Regions from separate parts of the Homo sapiens genome. Here region 1 is linked to region 2. Evidence: read pairs that join two places in POLR2A ChIA-PET (ENCODE). Cell type or tissue: MCF 10A. All regions are shown on one strand. Links, peaks and the distances in the headings refer to the core of each region. The heading gives the core; the rest is flanking DNA. Region 1 holds the start of S100A16 (S100 calcium binding protein A16). Region 2 holds the start of S100A4 (S100 calcium binding protein A4).

Region 1 (9,743 bases), core at 1,257-9,256, 65 kb after region 2:
CTAACAGCAGTTAGTGTGGCATCTCCACAGGGGGGAATGTTGTAGGAGTTATTAAGAAATTATTTTAGGCAGATAGAGAGGAAAATGGGTCCTTGGGTCCTTGGGAAGTTTTTTGTTTTGTTTCTTTTTCTTTTTTTTTGAGACGGAGTTTTGCTCTTGTCGCCCAGGCTGGAGTGCAATGGTGCGATCTTGGCTCACCACAACCTCCGCCTCCTGGGTTCAAGCGATTCTCTGGCCTCAGCCTCCCGAGTAGCTGGGATTACAGGCATGCGCCACCACGCCCGGCTAATTTTGTATTTTTAGTAGAGACGGGGTTTCTACATGTTGGTCAGGCTGGAGTTTTCATTTTTTTGAAGCATCTCCAGAAAAGTTTCTTGTAAAGCCCCGGCTCTTAGAGCCAGGTTGGCAACCTTTGATATGCAAATGCAAGCCCTTAGAAACTGGGTCCACCCAAACATGGTGATTCCCCCGGCCTTCTTGCCCTTTCCCCACATGTTCCTGGCAATGTGGCTGCCCTCACATATCCCCAGGTGTGTAGACCTGCATTTGCATATTAAAAGGCTAGGGTGGGGCAAGGTGCGGTGGCTCACGCCTGTAATCCCAACACTTTGGGAGGCCGAGGCGGGCGGATCACCTGAGGTCAGGAGTTCCAGACCAGCCTGACCAACATGGAGAAATCCCGTCTCTACTAAAAATACAACAAAAATAGCGGGGTATTGTGGCACATACCTGTATTCTCAACTACTCGGGAGGCTGAGGCAGGAGAATTGCTTGTACCCGGGAGGCGGAGCTTGCGGTGAGCCGAGATTGCACGCCATTGCACTCCAGCCTGGGCAACAAGAGTGAAACTCCATCTCAAAAAAAAAAAAAAAAAAAAAAAAGGCTAGGGTGTGAGGGCCAGCTTTTTCCGAGGGCTACGTGAATGACACGCATAGTCAAACCAATCCCCTGAGCCCTATACAAATCAGACTCCTCCTCCTCCAGCCTCTGTATATATACCTAGATGGTATCTGTGGCAGGTGGGGTTCCCTCTCTCAGCTTTGGGGCCTCCGTCCCTCTGTCTCTGTACAGGGGAGCTTCTTCCTTCTCCCTTCCGTCTTGCCCCTTCTTGCCTATTAAACTCTCCGCTCCAAAAAAAAAAAAAAAAAAAGACTAAGGGTCATGGTCCCTCTCTCGTGGAATTGCAGTGAGGACTAAACGGGACTTACAGTGTGCCTGGAAGTTGAATTTGAGTCTGAGTCTGGGCTAAAAGGGCCCAGAGATGGTGACCTAAGGCCTTTGGCCCTTTATGGAGGAGGATGGAGGGAGCTGCTGGCCCACAGCTGACAGTGCCTGTTGGAATTTAGGAGTTCTGGCTCCTTTCTTGCTCTGCCTTTGAGGTTCTTCTGTGAGATTCTCTCTTATCACAGGGCCCAAGGGCTAAGACCACCAAAGCATAAAACGTTTCCAAGGAGTGGGAAGGTTTTAATGAGCATCCCAGAGGGACCAGGGGATACAAACTCCAAATCCAGCCTTTATATCATCATTATTTCAAGCAACAGGAGGAGGCTCAGCCTTGCTTAGCTCATTCCCAGATGAAGAGGCAGCTGGAGGGAAGTCCCTGAAAGTGCCTCTCTACCCAGCAGAGGGGCTAAGGGAAAGTGGAGAGGTCTCTGCTGCTGCTGCTGCTGCTGCTGCTGCTGTTGCTGCTACCACTGCCACCAAGAGCAGGGAGACCTCAAGCACCAAGCTGACCTTTGGAGGTCAGGACGGACCCAGAATCAGGCAGGAATTTGGCAGGAACATCAGACATTGGAAGGTTAGATGAGACTGAACAGGTGAGAAAACTCTTAGGGTCCCCAGACAGCATTGAGATCTCACAGAGGGGCCCCAAGGGCCTGCGACTCCAGGAGCTGAGACCCCCCAGGGAGGGAGGTACCTCTAGACTGAGACACTCACAAAGGGACCCCAGTTCAGCAAGGGTCAGAGGAAGGTCTGGAGGGAGAAGAGAGTAAAGGGCCCTGGGTGGGCAGGAGGCTGAGGAGGGAGCCTGGGGAGAGCACCAGGGCGGGGCATCAGGCCAGTGCCTGGAAGGTGTGGCCAAAGGGGTCTCTAGCTGCTGCTCTGCTGCTCCTGCTCATGGATGAGTTTGGCGATGGGGCCGGTGATGCCGCCTATCAAGGTCCAGTACTCATCGAAGCTGATGCGCCCATCATGATTGGCATCCAGGTTCTGGATGAGCTTATCCGCAGCCTTCCGGTTCCCTGTGTCCTGGGGAGGAAGCAGGGTCAGCAATGCTGATGGTGGAAGCCCCAGAGAGACTCCAGGCAGGACCCTAGGCAGAGACCCAGGATCTGGCCTGCACAGCTGCTTCCCTTGGGAAATGCAAATATAGCCCTCACTGGCTAGGCCTAAGCATCCTGAGAAGACAGAGGCCTGGGGGTGTAGAAGACCCTGGAGTTAGCGGGGACACTGGAAGGATAGAGGCCTCAGCAGGGAAAGACACCCTCAGAGGCCAGAGGCTTGCAGGGGAGGGAAGGGGAGAGGGAGGCAAGGCCCTTGGGTGAGAGGCCTTACCGACAGCATGTGGTTCAGCTCTTTCTGGAGCATCTCGCGGAAGCTGCTCTTGCTGATCTTGTTCTTGACCAGGCTGTACTTAGACACATATTTGTAGAAGTTTTCCACCAGGACAATGACTGCCTTCTCCAGCTCCGTGTAGCAGTCTGACATCTCCCTGCTTCGCCTGCTGGCGGGGCCTGGACACCAGGAGGAGGGGAGATGAGAAGAGACACCCACAGGCCATACCTCCTCCTCCTCCACACCCACCCTAGGCCCTGGGTCCCTCCTCCTGCCTTGTTTCTGGTCCCTGGAGAAGAAGGTGGCAGGAAAAGGGGAACAGAGTGGGTGGGGGAGAGTGAGCCCTGGAATGAGAACTATGCGGCTCCTCTAATCCAGGTGCTCCCCAGCTCAACCGCCTCAACAGGTTCTCCAGGCCCTGCCCCAGCCCCAGGCACCAGGTTCCAGCCCTAGGGAGCAAGATCCCTAGTGTCAGAGCCCTACGGGGCAAGAGGCTCTCATGGGAAGAGAAGAGTCCACCTGTTCTCCCACCCTGCTCCACAGCTGGCCCACCTCTCCCGGGGCCAAGCATGGCTGGGACAGCTGGGATGAGCCATGGAGGTTAGGGGCAGAGGCTACTGCCTCCCACTCCCAGGACTGGCTGAGACCCCAGCCCCAGGCAACAAAGCAGAAAGGAAGATGTAGGCCTTCCCCAATCCCTTGCCGGGCTCCAGGACAGTGAGTCCCGGGTCTCAGAACCTGGCTGCCCCTTATGGGAAAGGACAAGGTCCAGATCAATTGGATCAGATTTTGTGCAGCTCTCCCAACACACCCCGCCACACCCTGCTAGCCTCTCCTCCCTTATTCCCATCCCTAAATACACAGCAGGACCCAAGAACACCCCCACCCACACATCGTTACCTAAGGCGGGGGCCAAGCCCAGTTACAGCCCAGCTGGAGTCGGACTCTGGACACAGCAGCAGACTGCCAGAGGGCACATGCGTCACCCTCTCACCCCAGGACAAAAGACACTTTCTAAGCGGATACAGCCTTCTGAATAACAGGATATGAGGGGAGCAGGCGGATCTGGATCTACTCTGTGAGTCACGGCCCATGCCCAAAACCCCCCCACATCAACCCCAGGCAAATCAGACTCCCTTCCCACCCCCAAGCCCAGGAATGTGCTCCAGTCACCCTCACCCGGCGGGTCCTGGTGAAAGGAGATGGACAAAACAGGGTCACAGCCACCATAGGGGCCTGAGCAAGCCACAGTCAGATTTGGAAGGAAAGGCTGCTCGGTCAGGCCCCACCACAGCCTCCTGTCCTGCCACCTGCTTTCCGTTGGCCACTTGTGGCCATTCCTACTCCCATGCCGGCTGCCCTGCCCTCTCCAGCCAGCCTGCCAATCACTCTCGCCCCGCCCAAGCCACGCCTCCGAAGGAAGCCTGCCTTGACCCCTGCACTGGGTGCCATCCTCCCTGACTCCCACAGACGTGTCTGTCATCACCACTCAGCTAGCACTGGCTGGGGCCCACTAACTGGTGAGGCCACGGTGTCTTTCTGGGTCCTGTCTTGTTCCTTGAGACAAGCATAGTTTTTCTTACACATGGCCAATGTATTTTCTGAACCAAGCGGCGGGACTCAGACTTTAGGACAGTTTTTTCAATCCTGGATATACACCACCCCCTGCTTTTAATCTCTGCATCTCTCCAGCCCACATTGCCTGGTCCAGTGCCTTGCTCAAGGTACACGTTCTATAAATATTCCACCTCCTTCCAGCCCTGATAACGGGTATTGCACGTCCTTGACCACCTTTTAAGCTTTTTCTTTCATGAAGCCTCTTCTGAAGGAAGGGTGGGACCAGGAGGGAACAGGCCAGGAAGCAAGAAGGAAGGAGAGTTGAGAGGAAGAGTCAGGCTGCGGCTTCTCTGAAGGGAAATCCTGCCCTTGTCTTCCCTCCTCCGCCTGCCCAAACCCTCTGGTCCTTGGCTGGGAGGATGGAGCAGAGTACCAGGATGGCAGGAAGCCACACGCTTTTCCATATTCTTTTATTTAAGTGTGTAACTGCGTGGTTCCCTGTCTATACCGCTGCAAGACTTTCATACAAACACTTTAACATTTACAGTTGAAGAGGAAGACCATTGTTCAACCTGTGGTCTGTCTGCTGTGCTGCCCTTGGGTTGGAGGTGGCTCAGGTTCATGACCAGTGTTCCAGGTGATTCTGAAAACCGTGCCCATTTCTGGAAGGACTGTGCCAAGTCCACTCCCAACCAAGACTTGGAAGTGGGAAGATAATTCAGAGAAACTCCCCACACTTAACCATCCCAATCCTTGTTCCCTAAATGAGGGATCTTGTGGGAAACGGTCAGGGAGAGGAAGAGGGAAGGAAATGGGTGGTGCACCTCCCTCTGCCACTCTCCCCACAAGCTAGCCCACCTCTCCCACCACCTGCCTCCTTGGAGTCATTTCTCTGAGCTGTCTCCTCCTGGCCTTCCTCAATACCATGACTCAACCCCTGCTTGGCCTCTGGCAGCAGCCAAGTGGCCAAGACACAGATGAGCCCCAGAGATGACTCTGCCACCTGCTCCCAGGAGTACTGGGAGACCCAGAGCGGGAGCTCCAGTGCCTCAGGGCTTCAGCTCCCAGCCCCTCCTCCCAGGAATCCACCCGCTCCCCACCTTCGGTAAAATGGACAGTGCTGGAGATAACCATCTGACAAGTGCTTTTCTGGAGCTTTTTCTGAAGGAAGGATAGGGTAGCAGGCAGGCAGGGATCGTTATCCTCCTCTGCCTCCCTCCCCTGGAGGCCAGGAGACAGGATCTGCCACCCCACCCACCCCACAAGCCACCTGCTCCTCCCGCCTGCCCCATTCCCCCACCAGCCAGGCCCCGGGTCTCCTGGTTCAGGGGTCGGGCAGATGTTCTATCCCATCAGCCGCTTCCTAGAAAGGTCAAGCAGGAGGTCGTTCCTGCATTGGCCCTGCCACAGGTAGATCCTGGCCTGAGTGGACAGTGTACACAGGAGCCTTCCAGAAATGTGGGAATGGGAGGACCACGTGTCCTCCAATGGGCCCTCTCACCTCAGGCCTCCAGCCCTACCCCAATGTTCTCATTGTCTTCCCCTTGGCTGATTCATCATTGAGCAACAAGCAGTCTCCCACCCCCACCCCACCCACCTCAGCCCAGCTTGCTGACTTCTCCAAAAGCCCAAATTGCCCTGACTCCATGCCCCTGGATCCCAGCCACTCCAGCCCCACCCTCCCACCCCCAGGTTCTGGGCTCCACGCCCTCCAAATGCCTCCTAACCACCCCTAGCATCCCCAGGCTCCTTCCGTCTGGAGCTCCAAACATCCACCACACCGTCCTAAGTCCACCTTCTCTTCTCACCCCACAGACACCTCTGGAGTCTTAAGTTTTTTCCAAGTGTTGGGATGTGTCCCTAGACTCCTGTCCCTCCTGGTCACTGTTCTCTCCAGAGCCTAGCCCACTGTCAAGCCTAAGTATGGATTCTCTGTGTCCCTTCCATCTACCTGGAATTCATTTGCTCACTTAGGCACCATGAGTTTGCTTACTCATTCATTTATTGGCTCATTCATTCACTCTCATTCATTCACTTGCTCATTCAATAATGCATTCACTCTCTTGCACATTCATTCATTCATTCCCTTTTTCATTTACTCATTTGTCCTCTCTAACTTCAATATATAGGGAAGGTGCCATCCGAACTGGGCTGACAATGCCACCTCTATCAGCAAGGCTGTTTCAAATGAAATTTCTCCAGCCTCAGCTGTTCCATTCTCTGCTCCTTCCTGTGTTCTTTCTCCAATTCCACAAGGCCCTCTCCAGGAACAGCTCCCGGAGCATAGTGGGGCCTGCTTGGCCCTGCCTCACCCCTTACCATCCTCACAGGATTCTGCGTCTAACTCTCTTTGTCTCTCTCTCACACACACACACACACACACACACACACACACACCGAGCAAGGACCTCGGCCATTCCTGATCCCCTCTGCTTGGGTGACCCATCACCCTTCCACTCACTTCAGTTCTTGGAGCAAGAAGCCAGCCTCTGAAATTTTTCCAGGCAAGTGAAGTTGGAGGAGTTCAGTGTGGATCTTGCCCCCGCCTCCCCCAACACACACACAGCTACCCCAGCCTCAACAACACTTACTAGAATGTGGGGAAAGGCAGAGCCAGCTCCCCAGCACCCCTGCCCTCACCACCATCCCCACTGGGCTGGGCAGGGGAAGGCTCCCATAGTGCAGGTGGCTCTGCCAAGAAAAGCAGCTCAAGCCGGGGCCTGCCTGGGTCCTGAGGTGGAGGAGCTGCCGAGGTTCAGCCCCCCTCTCTCTATCTTTCCCTCTCCCAGGGAGCTTGCAGGCTCCCCACAGCCTCACTCGGGTTCCTCCCAGATCTCATCATCCCTCTCAAGGAACAGCTCCTGGAACACAGTGGGGTCTGCTTGGGTCGTGAGGTAGAGGGGACGCCACCTCAGCCCCCGCCTCCTCTTCTCGGAATCTCAGGCTCCCTGGAAACTGCCTGGTTCCTTCTGGACCCCATCACCTCCCCTAGGACACAGCTCCCAGAGCCCAGCAAGGCCTGTGTCCAAGCTCTGACCACCCCCAACCCAGACCAACACGCATTTGTCCTCTCCTTTTGGGGAGGATCGAGTAGCTGTGGTCAAAGCTTCCAAATACTCTGCCCCTGGAGAGGAGCTCCGTCAGCTGCTGCGGCAGGGAGGGGGTCTCACCATCCCATCCATCCCTCTAAAGGCCTCACCCAGCCCCCAACCCCCCAGGACTCCCCATTCCTAAACTGGCCTGTGGGAGAAAGTTAATAATTACCAAAATCTTCCTGCCTGCTCTCTGGCAGGCCCCTCTCCCCAGGCCCCCTTCACTGCCCCTTCTCCTGGCCTCCCAATACTGTGGGGCCCTCCGGCAGCCGAAGACCTCCCAGGCCGGGCCCAGGGTGCTCACCTGCTGCCTCAGTCTGCCTCCTCTCCAGCAGGGCTCTGGGGCCTGGGCTCTGGCACTGCCAAGCAGCTCCCTGCGCTCAGCCCAGCCGGGACTCCTCCCCGCTGCACTCCCAGAATCTGTCCCACTCCCTCCCAGCCCTGCCCGCTGAGCTGGCTCGGTGGGGAGATAGTGGCTGAGCTCCTTCTTGACTTGGCCCTGGGGTTGGGCCCTTGTTAAAGGGATACACACCTTTTTTCACACCCCTCTACCCCCATCCCAGAGGGAGTGGTGAAAACTGGCACTCCCCCAACCCCACCCTCCCAGCCCCGCAGGGGCTGAGCAGAACCTGACAGGGTAGAGAAAGGAAGGGAAGGACTATCACCTGCCTTTCTCACCTGGGTCACTGGGATCCCAGTTTCAGGGGCTCCCAACAGACAAGTTCAGTTAACATTCCAGGCCAGCCTAACTGGCCACAGAAACCTCCTTGCCACTGGGGTTTCAGGAGTAACGCCCGACTTCTGTGCTCAAATCAGAAGGCAGATGCCAGGGACCTGTCTGGCTCCCTGGTCTTCTGTCTCTAGTCTGACCCATCAGCTCTACTGAGACCCAGCCCTAAGATCCCTCATGTACACCAGAAGACTCCTCTGGAAACTCCCCACACCCCACCGTTTCCCTAAGATACCCAAGGAAACTGGCCAGCTCGACCTCCCTACACTAGGGCAGCAGCTGAAACCAAAGAGGGGCCCACTTGCCCACTCCAGCGGGAATGATATTGGGTCACTGGGCACTCACCATGTGTCAGGCTCTCTGTAAGTGCTTTACATGATGTGTGGCATTGTCCTCCTGGCAATCCTGTGGAAGTAATATTCATATCCCCCATTTTACAGATGAGGAAACTGATACTAAGAGCATGCCCAAAATTCCAATGATAAGTGGCAGATCTGAGATTCAAACTCAGGCCAGTCAGCCTGTTTCTAACCGCCCCCCACCCCCACCCACCCCATTTCCCTGGTTGTGCCAGCCAGGGCTCAGAACACCTGGACTAATATCCTTTTCCCCAAGTGTGCACACATACCCTCCTCTCCTATAAGAGGGCCCGCCCATTGGCAAAGAGGAGCCTGTCCCTCAGAGAGGACCATGTTGCCCTTTTGGACCTGGTACCACCCTCAACCCAAACCCATAGGGAAAAGTGAGTCCCCATTCACTTCCACAGCCAACCACTCCAGCCCCACGTGCCCCACCCTACCAATGACTTTGCCTTTCACCCCCAAGCTCCTCTCACCCGTGGACCCTCAGGGAGGGGGTGTCCAGTCAAGACAACATGTTTCACTTTTTTCATTTTTTTTTATTAATCAAATGATACAAAACAACCATCATTCTGTCAATGCCCAAGCACCCAGCTGGTCCTCTCCCCACATGTCACACTCTCCTCAGCCTCTCCCCCAACCCTGCTCTCCCTCCTCCCCTGCCCTAGCCCAGGGACAGAGTCTAGGAGGAGCCTGGGGCAGAGCTGGAGGCAGGAAGAGAGCACTGGACAGACAGCTATGGTTTGGATTGGGGAAGAGATTAGGAAGTAGGTTCTTAAAGACCCTTTTTTAGTACCAGATATCCAGCCATATTCCCAGCTCCATTATTCAAATCATTTCCCATAGCCCAGCTCCTCTCTGTTCTCCCCCTACTACCAATTCTTTGGCTCTTACACAATTTTTATCCCTCAAATATTCATCCCTGGCCCAACCAGTCCCCTGAGCCTCCCTCTGGTGGAGACTCCTCCACCCATGAGCTCCCCAGAGCATCCAAGACAGAGTGCACAGAGACCTGGGGAAGGAAGCTGAACTTTGCAGAGATGAGGACAGGTGCAGGCTAGGGTACAGGGTGGTGGTAGAGGAGACAAGTTTTATCTCCAGGCCCACAGTCTCTCCCCAACACCCCCCAAGAATTCCAGAGGGAGTTCTCAGTGCCCCCGGACAGGCCTCTCCAGCTTCACACTCTTGGCCGCTTCTCCAATCAGCTCCCAGAAACTCCTGAACTCCAGTTTAGAGTCATTGCAGCTGCCCAGGTTGGCAATTTTCTCTTCCAGGCCACAGTTGCTCTGAGGGGAGTGAAGAAACCATGGCTCAGGGATGCAGCACCTTCCAATCTTCCCACCCCACCCTGCCCACGGGCAGACAGCAGGAGCAGAGGCTACCTAGCACTGGCAAGGGGGAAGAGCTGGGGGTTGCAAGTGCCAGTGTGGGTGGGGTCCCGGAGCACTT
Region 2 (9,743 bases), core at 619-8,618:
GACATAGGAAGGAAGGACTTACCACTGTGGGAGTGAGCCCAGAGAATCCAAGCAGCAGGCATAGCCTCCCTCTCACTGCCTTCTGCCTTTATTTCCCTGATCTCTGTCCCTAGGAATCCAGGGGAGAGAAAGGGCCCATGAGAAGTTGTTGGGGACTTGAGGATGCCCACGTCAGAGCCTCCCGGGATGGAGCTGGGGAGAAACCCCTTCTGCCAATCTCACCTTCCTTGTTTACAAACAAGGGCTGGGGACACACTGAGTTCCCATAGCACACACGTCCCCAATCCCAGAAACTTTACTCTTCTGACCAAAAATCAGAACTCAAAATCTGAAATCTGATGGAACAATAAGCCGAAGAAGGGAAACCAGGCTGTCCTGGAAAGAAAACCTCAGAAGTGTGGGACAAACACAGGGCACCATCTCCCCGTGTCCTAGGAAGCTCTCCACATCGGGCCCCTCCCACCCATCCTGCCACCCACTCCAGGAGTAGAGAAGACAGCCCTTGAGATGGGGATCAGTGGAGGAAGATATTTTCTGCGAAGGATATGGTCAAGGTCATGAGCTAATATGGGCCCAGAGGTTTTTAAAGGGCTTTTAAATGAACGATTTCTTCTAGGCCTCACTGCTCTTCACAGGAAAGGCTCGTCGGAGACTCTTGGCATGGAGGACTGAGAATCAGGAATAGGGAAGGTGTCCAGCGAAGGGCTAAGGCCCAGCACTGGGGTAGAGGTTGTGGATTGGGGAGGGGGGTTCAGGTTCAGGCTGCAGTCAAGGAGGAAGTAGGGGCCAGGGAGAGTTTCCTGTATCCCAGGAGACACTCAGACATCGTTCTACCACAGTAGAACAACATACTTCTACCACCAGTCCAAGAACAGACCTGGGCTCAGGGTGTAGTACCTATCACTGCTGCAGTCCCACCCCAGCCTGGGGGGCCTCCCCACTGCTCCCCACTCCACCCCACCCCCAGCTGGCAAGATTGGAGAGGCAGCAGGGATTGGTTGCTATGCAGTAGGCATCTCTGAAGGAGAGCGTGACCTGGGTGGAGGCCCCAGGGAGGGCGCTCCCAGGGAGGGTGGATGGAGAGGGCAGCGGAAGGCAGCAGACTTTCTCCTGAACTGAAATTCCTCCCAAGTCTCTGTATTCAAACCCTGCGGGAACATCTGAGTCACCTGCCCCACTCCTCTGAAACCTGAGAGAAAAGCCCCATGTGATGAGAGGAAAGAGGACCCTCAAGAGGAGGTCAGTGGGACAAAGCCCTCCAGCCTCTGCACCTGACCTCCATGCACCTCTTCCTAAAAGATCCCTGAGTCACCCAGACATGGCCTTGAAGTCTAACCTCAACCCACCACTGCACCCTGGAGCCACTGGCCTTGAACCTACCTAAGGGGAAGCAATATCATGCCTTATATTTTCTGGGGGGAAAATAATCTCAATTTCATTTGTCAGATCATATATGTGGAATTTTGTCTCCAAAACTATGGTCACCTTCCCACCATTTGCCTCACTCCCACTCCAGCCACTGACCCCCACTCATCTCTTCTGAGGTCCCCTGTCCTTCTCTGAAGGAGCTTGATTCCTGACTGATAACAGATCTCATCCAGGGACCTTTATGGCAGAGACGGTGGATTCGAGAATGCCTATATTCTCATGCTGCTGCAAACAGCGGGTCTCCCTCCACATTGCCCTCCCTGATCCTACCACGCACAGGAAAGGATTAATCCATCCCTGTGGTTTGAAGCCAATGATCTGGAAGTGGGTGGCAGGACAGGGCCTGGACTGTCAACGTCAGCACTGAGTGCCAGCCCTCCTCCCCATCCCACTCTCGCCTAAATACTTCCTCCCTGCAACTCAGCCTTATTCTTTTCCCTCCGACTTACTCCCAGGACACCCAAACTCCATTCCAGACCCCAACCAGGAACAGATATGACCTTCAATTCCAGCCTCGGTTCAAGATCCTGCCAGAGGCAAGGTTGGAGAGAGGTGGGAGGGGTAAGTGGGCTGGCTGAGATCCCACAGCTGGGACCTTCCAAACCTTGGCAGGGGGGTGGTGAGGGGTCCCCTTCTCGGCTTTGACCACACCGAGTGAACTCTATTGCCTGTGCACACACACTGTTAGTCACCCTGCATCCCTCCCCTAACTTCACTGGTCTGCTGTCCATAAAACTTCAGCTCAACTCCCAGCTCTCCCCACCACCACCCCACAACATATCCCTCAGTCCCCAACCCACGCCCCCAGAGTCTCTCAAACCATCAGCCTCAAAACTTCCAAGAATCTTTATTGAACTTGCTCAGCATCAAGCACGTGTCTGAAGGAGCCAGGGTGGAAAAAAAAAAGTGCCCACTGGCGACAGGGAGGGCCCCAGCTGGCAGACCCCCCAACCACATCAGAGGAGTTTTCATTTCTTCCTGGGCTGCTTATCTGGGAAGCCTTCAAAGAATTCGTTACACATCATGGCGATGCAGGACAGGAAGACACAGTACTCTTGGAAGTCCACCTCGTTGTCCCTGTTGCTGTCCAAGTTGCTCATCAGCTTCTGGAAAGCAGCTTCATCTGTCCTTTTCTGGAGGGAGAAGAGGCTACAGATAGAAAACAGAAGCCCAGTGGGTGGAGCCAGGACCAGACCCAGTTTCTACTCCCAGACCAGAGTTCAGGGAGGCTCCTTTGGGAGGTCCAGTTTGGAACTCCAACCCTCAAGGCTAAGCTAGGGTGGAGAAGGTGCTCCTTGGATAAGGAAGTCTGAGTACCTGGTGCAATGGAAAAATGACGGGACCACTACATTTTCACCCAAGGTTGTTCTAATAATCCCATGAGGTAGTAATAGTCATGAAAACAATATATAAACTGTGTTATGTTTGATACAAATATACATTGTTATTGTTTGAAGGGAACGTCTGCAGGCCTGTGATCATCTCCACATCTGTGTCTTCACATCTACAAGCCAAATAGAAACTCAAACAGTGTCCACTGTTGGAGTGATGGCAAGAGTCAGACAGTCCCGGTCCGGATGGCAGTTGTGTACACTGACCACCTTGGGAAGTTACTTAGCACTCTGAGCTTAGTCTTCCCTTCAGTTAAGTTGTGCAAAGCACCTGGCAGTGTCTGACCCATTCATTCTCAGCCCTCTTTCAGCATGGGGCCAGGCAGTGAGTGGTGGTGTTCAATGTGTTTCCACCCCAGGCAGCCACCCCACTGATAGATGCCCTCTGTAGCTAATGCTCTAGAGCAAGACTGCTGCCCTCCTCTGTGGGAAATGCCCCACGTGGGGACTCACTCAGGCACTACCCACTCACCCCCAAGAAGCTGGGCAGCTCCCGGGTCAGCAGCTCCTTTAGTTCTGACTTGTTGAGCTTGAACTTGTCACCCTCTTTGCCCGAGTACTTGTGGAAGGTGGACACCATCACATCCAGGGCCTTCTCCAGAGGGCACGCCATGACAGCAGTCAGGATCTGGGAGCAGGAGGCACAGAGACCGTCTTATTAATCCCACCCCTCAGAGATGTGTTCAGAATGCCAGGCTCCACTCCCATCCCTCCAGGAGCACTTGGCGAGACTCTGCTCCCTCCCTGGGGGAGCCCAGAGCAGTGGGCCCCCGCACCTGGCTGGGAGGGTGTGCACAGTGGGGAACACATGCTCTGGGCAGTGAACATTTGCAAGATCCGCTGCGCAAGCTCTGGAGATTCGGGCAGCAAACTCCCAGGGCCTCCCAGGCCTTGCCTCAACAACAGCATTTTTTCCACCCCTCACTCAGTCTATCCACTCCCACAGCTCAGCCACAAAGGCCCCGCCCTTGCCATTCTTTTCCCTCCCAGAACTGGGTGTGGCTGCTGGAGGCCTGCCCAGGGGCCTGCAGTGGAAAAAACCAGCACAGCCGCTTAGCTCTCAGCATGGGGAGGGGCAAAGTGAGGTGGCAGAGGCAAGGGTTGGAAGAGAAGCTGCAGAGGCCATGCACCTTCTCGAGCTGGGCTGCTGCGTGCAGGGCAGAGGCTCATGGGGCACACCACCAGACAAAGGCCCACAGTTGCCTTCTGCCTTTCCTTTGCTTCCTGCTCCCGAGTGCGCAACCCAGCAAACATGAGCCAGTGCAGATACCCACAGGCACATACATACCAACACGTACTATAGCAACAGCGTGTGCAAGCCCACATCTCAGAAGCACCTGGAGAGCTCAAATTCAGTCACTTGCTCACTTTTCTGTTTGTTTTTTCCTCCGTCTTACGTGCATGTGTGTGTGTGCCATGCACACCCACGCACACAATCCACCCAGAGTTCCACATCAGAATCTCACATCTGGATCTCTTTAGCACATCTGGCCCCCACCAGCCTCCCCTTCTCCTTCCCCAGCCCTGGCCTCTGACACCCCTTGCATGCCAGTCAGGCCAACACAACTCACCAAACCAAGAAAGAAGAAGCGCTGAGGAGAGAGGGTTGTAGAGAGGGGAAGAATGGGGACGGCCCAGAGGTCTGACCTATTTATACCCCAGCCAGGCCCTGCCCATAGCAGGGGACAGGGGAGAGCGGATACTGCCTTCCTGCTGTGGGCTGATGCGGTAAGTGCCACAGCACCCTCCACCAGCCCAGCCGTGGAACCAAGCCTCCTGTTCCCAGGTGGGCACCCGTGGGTAACGGGTAAGCCCTAGCGGTTACTAGCAGGGGACTGGATGAGATGGGCACCACCCAGTGTACATAGCTCAGCCTGAGTTTTAGAGAGGTGGAGGAAGGGGCAGCCTGTGCCTGGAGCATGGGGGACAGGGAGTAGTCCCATGGGGACCTAGGAAAGGAGATGCAGGGGGTGGTGGGTGACAGGTGGGAGATTGCCCTGGAAATGTGGTGACACAAAAGCTAGGGGGGAGATGGGAGGATCGCCTGAGGCCAGGAGTTCAAGACCAGCCTAGGCAACATAGAGAGACTTCTGTCTCTATAAAAAGGAAAAACAATTTTTTTTTTTAATTAGCTGGGCAGCATGGCTGTAGCCTGTAGTCCCAGCTAGTCAGGAAGCTGAGACAGGAGGATCATTTGAGCCCAGGAGTTCGAGACTGCAGTTGGCTATGCTCAAGCCACTGCTCTCCAGCCTGAGCAACACAGAGGACCTTGTCTCTTAAAAAAATAAAGATTCAGAAACAAAAACTGGGGTGGGGATCCCCATGCCCGGTACTGTCTGCCATGCCAAGTAAGGCTCAGGGTCGGGGCGGGGGGATCTGGAGGGGAACAGGCTCACACCCAAAGGAGGCTCTGGGACCACCTCAGGAACGTCAGTGGGAAAGGTCCTGGGTGAGGTAGTGATGGAGTGGAGTGGCAGTGAGGCGTGGGGGCTCACGGATAGATCTCAGGTTCGGAGAGGGTATCAGGAGGGGCCATTTAAAGTTGGGATGAGTGTCAGGAATGAAGAATCCAGGTTGGGGTGGAGAGTTAGAGGTGAAATGGCATGAAATAGGGGAGTTATAATTCGGGTCAACCTCTCAGGGTGGGCTACAAACCCAGTGAGGGTTAGAAGTAGGGGGTTAAGGCCCTCAGGGGGCTGCGGCTTCAGGGATAGGGGCTAGCTCAAGTTATTCCCTTACCCCTCCATACAGAGCACCCCTTCCTGGCTGGGAGAAACACCTCAGACACCCTAATCCCATTAGTGCTGCTCTCTGGGCTCCCACAGCCCGAGGCAGGGAACAAACACCCCCACTGCACCCACGGCCCCACCCTCCTCCAACCATGAGCACTGAGTCCCAGGGGAAACTCAGGCAGTCCTCTCTCAAAGATCCCAAAGAAAGAGAGAGAGGAAGGGAGGACAGGGGTCCTTGTTTTGTCCCCACGCCCTCCTGCTGGACCCTGGAGGCCACTGCATTTCTGCAGGGTCTGCAACTTCCCTCAGGGAGCACCCTGCCCCTGCCCTCAGCTGCCTTCCCGCAGTGGAAAAGGCCAGAGAGGAGCAAAGAGCTCAGGAGACGCGTCCTCAGAGAAGAACCAAACAAAACCAAGCTGATGCCAGTTTTTTATTAGGAGTTAAATAGGCCCTTTCCCATCGTGGTCTCATTGGTGCACGCTCTGCTGAGCCTCGAGGGCCTCAGAGCAGATCCCGCCTCCTCCCATCCACAAGGGAGGCCACAGGGGTGCGGCAGGCAGGCTGGGCCCCAGAGTGGCTCTACCCCTCATTCGCTGGGCATCCTGAGGAAGGAGCCCTCACATCTCTGGGCCTCCTAGGTAAAATGGGTTAACTGATCGCAGAAGACCTGGGCAAGTCCAGATTGAAAGGGGTACAGGAGAGAGGGTAGGAGGGGGTGTGGGAGACATGCCCAGCCCCCGACAGCCAGCGCACCCCCTGGAGCAGAGGCTACTGGGAGCAGGGGGGCTCTGAGGGGCAGTCCTTGAAGTACTCGTGGCAGTAGAGACAGAGGCAGGCAAGTGAGCGCACATACTCCACAAAGTCCACCTCGCAGTCCTTGTTGGTGTCCAGAACACTCATGAATTTGTTGTAGTCACATTCCCGAAACTCAGTCTGTGCAAGGGAAGGGTTGGGAGAGGTAAGGGAGTAGGATGAGGAGGGCAGAACAGCCTCACACGCCACCTCCCTCCTTCCTCTCCCAAGTGGACCCACCCCACCCCAAACTACACCCTTCTGAGGGCCGACTTCAACCTCCCTGCTCTGATAATGCACTCGTTGCAATCCCCTCCCAAATCTGTCCTCTCAGATTATTAATCGAGCACCTACTATTTGCTACTGAGTGCCTACCAAGTGTTAGGCATTCTTCATGGTGCTCTCACTCAGTCCTCTCAACAGCTCTGCAAGGCAGCAGGGATGATTGTCATCCCATTTTACAGATGAGGAAGCTGAGGTTTCTGCTGTGTCAGTTCTCCCCCTCCCACTCCCTCCTCACAATCCAGCCCCCTCCCTTGCTGTCCTGTGCTCATGCTTGTTGTCCCCAGGTCTCTCTTTGCAGAGTCTAGGCAGTGCCTCCCCCCGGAGGAGGAGGGGACGGACACTCTGACTGCTCACCGGGGTCCAGGTGGCCAGCTCCTTCTGCAGCAGCTCCTTGAGCTCCGCCTGGCAGAGCTTGTATTTGTCCCCACAGCGCCCTGCGTATTCCTGGAAGGTGCACACGATGGCAGCTACCGCCTGCTCCAGAGGCCTGGCCATCCTCACTGTCACAGAACAAGGGTGTGGCTCACAGCAGAGTTCCAGGCCAGCCCCCCAGCTCACCTCTGCCCTCTGTGTTTCTCAGAGACTGTTCCCAGACCCATCTTAACCTCCATCAGGCTTCAGGCCCCGCAGTCTCCCCCTCCTCTGAGTAGCCCTCCCAGACCACACCAGCCCCTCCTAATTTATCCCCCTGCTGTCCTGTTGTTATTTCCCCATGTAGAGGTCTCATTGCCCCAACATCGCTGTAAACTCCTCAGAGAGACAGCATCCTACCCCACCACCCACACACCCCACCGTGGGGCTCCTTAAGCACTCTCAGATTATCTGCCACCTCTTCTTATCCCCAACACCCAGGGATGGCTCGGTCCCAGTCTGCCCCAGCCCATGAGATGCCCTAGAAGCCTCCCTCCCTGCAGGAACTTGCACAAGGAGAGCCTGGCCCTGTGCTTCTCTGCCCTCAGCCCTTGGAGAAGCTAGGCCTTAGCAGGGAGGGGCAGGTCTGAGAGGCGCCCCCACAGCCTCACCACCACTGCCCTCACCCTGCCTCCTGCCCTGAACTCGAGGAAGCTGCACCCAGAAGAAAAACTTGTGGGATCCTCTCTGCCTGTCGCCAGCTGTGCAACCTTGGTGAGCCATTTGTCTCTCTGGGTCTCAGGGGCGGGGCCTGATCTGTAAGTTGGGGTTCATCTCACCTCGCTGGCCCAGTCAGGAACCTGAACCAGATGGTCTCTTGAGAGTTGACCAGTTCGGGTGTTTACCAATCTGAGACTGGCCTCCCCTGAGGTTACCCTCCCGACCCCTGGGGGTTTTGAGCAGGGAGGTTCTGTATAGGGATACTCTGTTCTATTGGAGGGGAAGCCCTTCCTGGAATTGCTCACCTCCCCCCACTTCCACTGTCCCCTTCCACCGCCCTTCTGGGATGATGCCTCCAGCCTGGGAAAACCCGAAGGCAGCCAGGAAGGCAAGAGTTTTTTCCATGCTAGCCCAGTGACTCACTCCTGATTCCCCCACGGGACAAGAGTCCTGCAGCACAGGGCGGCCAGGGCCAAGACTCTCCCTGAAGATTTGCCCACTGCTGGGCCCCCTGCTGGGAGCAAATGGCTGGCATGGTTGTGGCTGGCAGGAAAGTAGGGGAAGGGGAGTGGGGAGTGCCAAGCACTGCCAGGATTTAATTCATTGTAAACACCCCAGGATTAGAGCAAGGTGTCCAGGTTCCCAGGAGAGGAAAGGGCCATGATCCTCAGAAATGAGGAGACTCAGAGGTGAAGCAAGGAGGCAAGGAGCAGGTGAGGGGCCTGATCAAGGGGAAGACCAGAGCCTTGAGCCCAGTGCTCCCACCCCAAGGCAGACCTTAGCTCTACACACCTCCCTGCCCAAACTTCCCCAACAGCCCCTCACTGTGTAAGGAAACCTCTGCGTCCACTATATCTGACTTCCCTCCCCGTGTCAGGCCCGCCTGTGGTCATCTCTCTGCTTCCAATGCCAGACCCTGGGTCAGGAGTCAGGCTGGCTACTGGGGGTCCCCAAACTGCCCTGACACTCAACCCAGGGCAGGACCCAAGCAGCTGGCACTCACCACTGGTGCTGGCGTTTCAGCTGTAGGAGCTTAGAGACAGGGCGTCACTATTTGTAGCCTCCCAAGAAAGGAAGGAAGCAATTATGGGGGACACAAGTAGGTCAACACTGAGGATGCCCTCAGGGATCCCTCAGCAGACCCATTACAGGCCCCACCTGCCCACCTATCCACGCACACATCAAAGGCCAGTCTGGGCTCAGACACCACTCCCCTTTCATTCCCCATCTGCCCTCCCCCAGAGTTGGGAACAGGGGACAGTCTCCTGCCAAGTCCTTCCAGCTCAGTTGGAGGAGACAGTCTGGCTTATCCATCACATCACAGCCCCATCTCTTCACTCTGCAGAGGCCCCCAGAATACCAAGTGGGGACACACTTCTGCCTCGCTCAGGTTGCACCCCTACAAATCTCTATTCCGGGTAGAACTTGGAGAGCACGTGGCTAAGCCTCCCCTTTACAGACGAGAAGTCTGAACTTGCCTGACCAGATCCCAGCTTTTGGCTGTGAACTGCTTGCTTCCCAGGGGGGAAATCATCAGGTGGGATGTCTTTGAGGCACAGGAAGGAGGTGTGTTCCTCCCAGGGGCACTTCCAGAGTCTAAGCTTGAGATTTCTGGCCCTTCCACCCCAGGTGATGGGAATGAATTTGGGCTAGAGTCACATGAAGGCTGGCCAGTGGCTGGAGCTCCTTAAGGGCTGTTTTCCTTCTTCCCCTGCTCTGCTCAGCACCAAAACAACTTTCCTTGAAGTCTTGTGGGTGGCAGGATGGGATTTCCTCTGGCTTTTAGCTTGAGTGTGTAGCCTTTTGGGGTCTCAGCATCATGGGAGGGTCATCCATTTGTGTCCCCTCTTGGGGTGAGAACTGGGCTTCCACTTCTGTCTTCCTCACTCCCCAAACCATCAGGATCAAAGCTCAGGTTCGGCTTGGCTTGGCCAATGACCTCAGGGCACGGGGGGCCCCAGTACAGATTCTGCTTTGACTTAGATTTTGGCCTACTCATTTCTTACTGCCTTGTGGTCTCTTCAATGCTTTGAAAAGATTTAAT

The links. Peaks named below come from ENCODE experiments on the same cell type or tissue, not always from the same donor. Only the 100,000 strongest peaks of a DNase experiment are listed, where the experiment ranks them.
Region 1: POLR2A ChIA-PET joins it to region 2 with 13 read pairs; 21 of 35 experiments call an interaction of 5 or more read pairs at or near these places.

Annotation. Positions count from the first base shown.
Region 1 is chr1:153,605,443-153,615,185 of GRCh38, forward strand. It overlaps S100A16 (S100 calcium binding protein A16), which reads right to left and starts at 7,695. Exons shown (of 3, transcript NM_080388.3): 1 at 7,510-7,695; 2 at 2,557-2,735; 3 at 1,444-2,250. The coding sequence starts at 2,709. The coding sequence ends at 2,092. S100A14 (S100 calcium binding protein A14) reads right to left here. Exons shown (of 4, transcript NM_020672.3): 4 at 8,813-9,580. The coding sequence ends at 9,443. RefSeq lists enhancers at 1-543, 2,886-4,085, 3,761-4,474. In MCF 10A, for the core only: no CTCF peak of the experiment used is centred there; DNase peaks (open chromatin) are centred at 3,579, 3,949, 5,689, 7,699 and 2 weaker places.
Region 2 is chr1:153,541,363-153,551,105 of GRCh38, forward strand. S100A4 (S100 calcium binding protein A4) reads right to left here and starts at 4,444. Exons shown (of 3, transcript NM_002961.3): 1 at 4,391-4,444; 2 at 3,292-3,447; 3 at 2,259-2,561. The coding sequence starts at 3,432. The coding sequence ends at 2,397. It overlaps S100A3 (S100 calcium binding protein A3), which reads right to left and starts at 7,896. Exons shown (of 3, transcript NM_002960.2): 1 at 7,819-7,896; 2 at 6,983-7,128; 3 at 5,967-6,484. The coding sequence starts at 7,123. The coding sequence ends at 6,320. It overlaps LOC101928034 (a long non-coding RNA gene), which reads left to right and starts at 4,380. Exons shown (of 3, transcript NR_125947.1): 1 at 4,380-4,547; 2 at 7,059-7,753. It also overlaps a transcript of S100A5 not described here. RefSeq lists enhancers at 3,353-3,933, 3,934-4,514, 4,325-4,374, 4,525-4,714, 7,423-7,984 and 1 more and a silencer at 7,951-8,245. In MCF 10A, for the core only: no CTCF peak of the experiment used is centred there; DNase peaks (open chromatin) are centred at 3,829 and 8,119.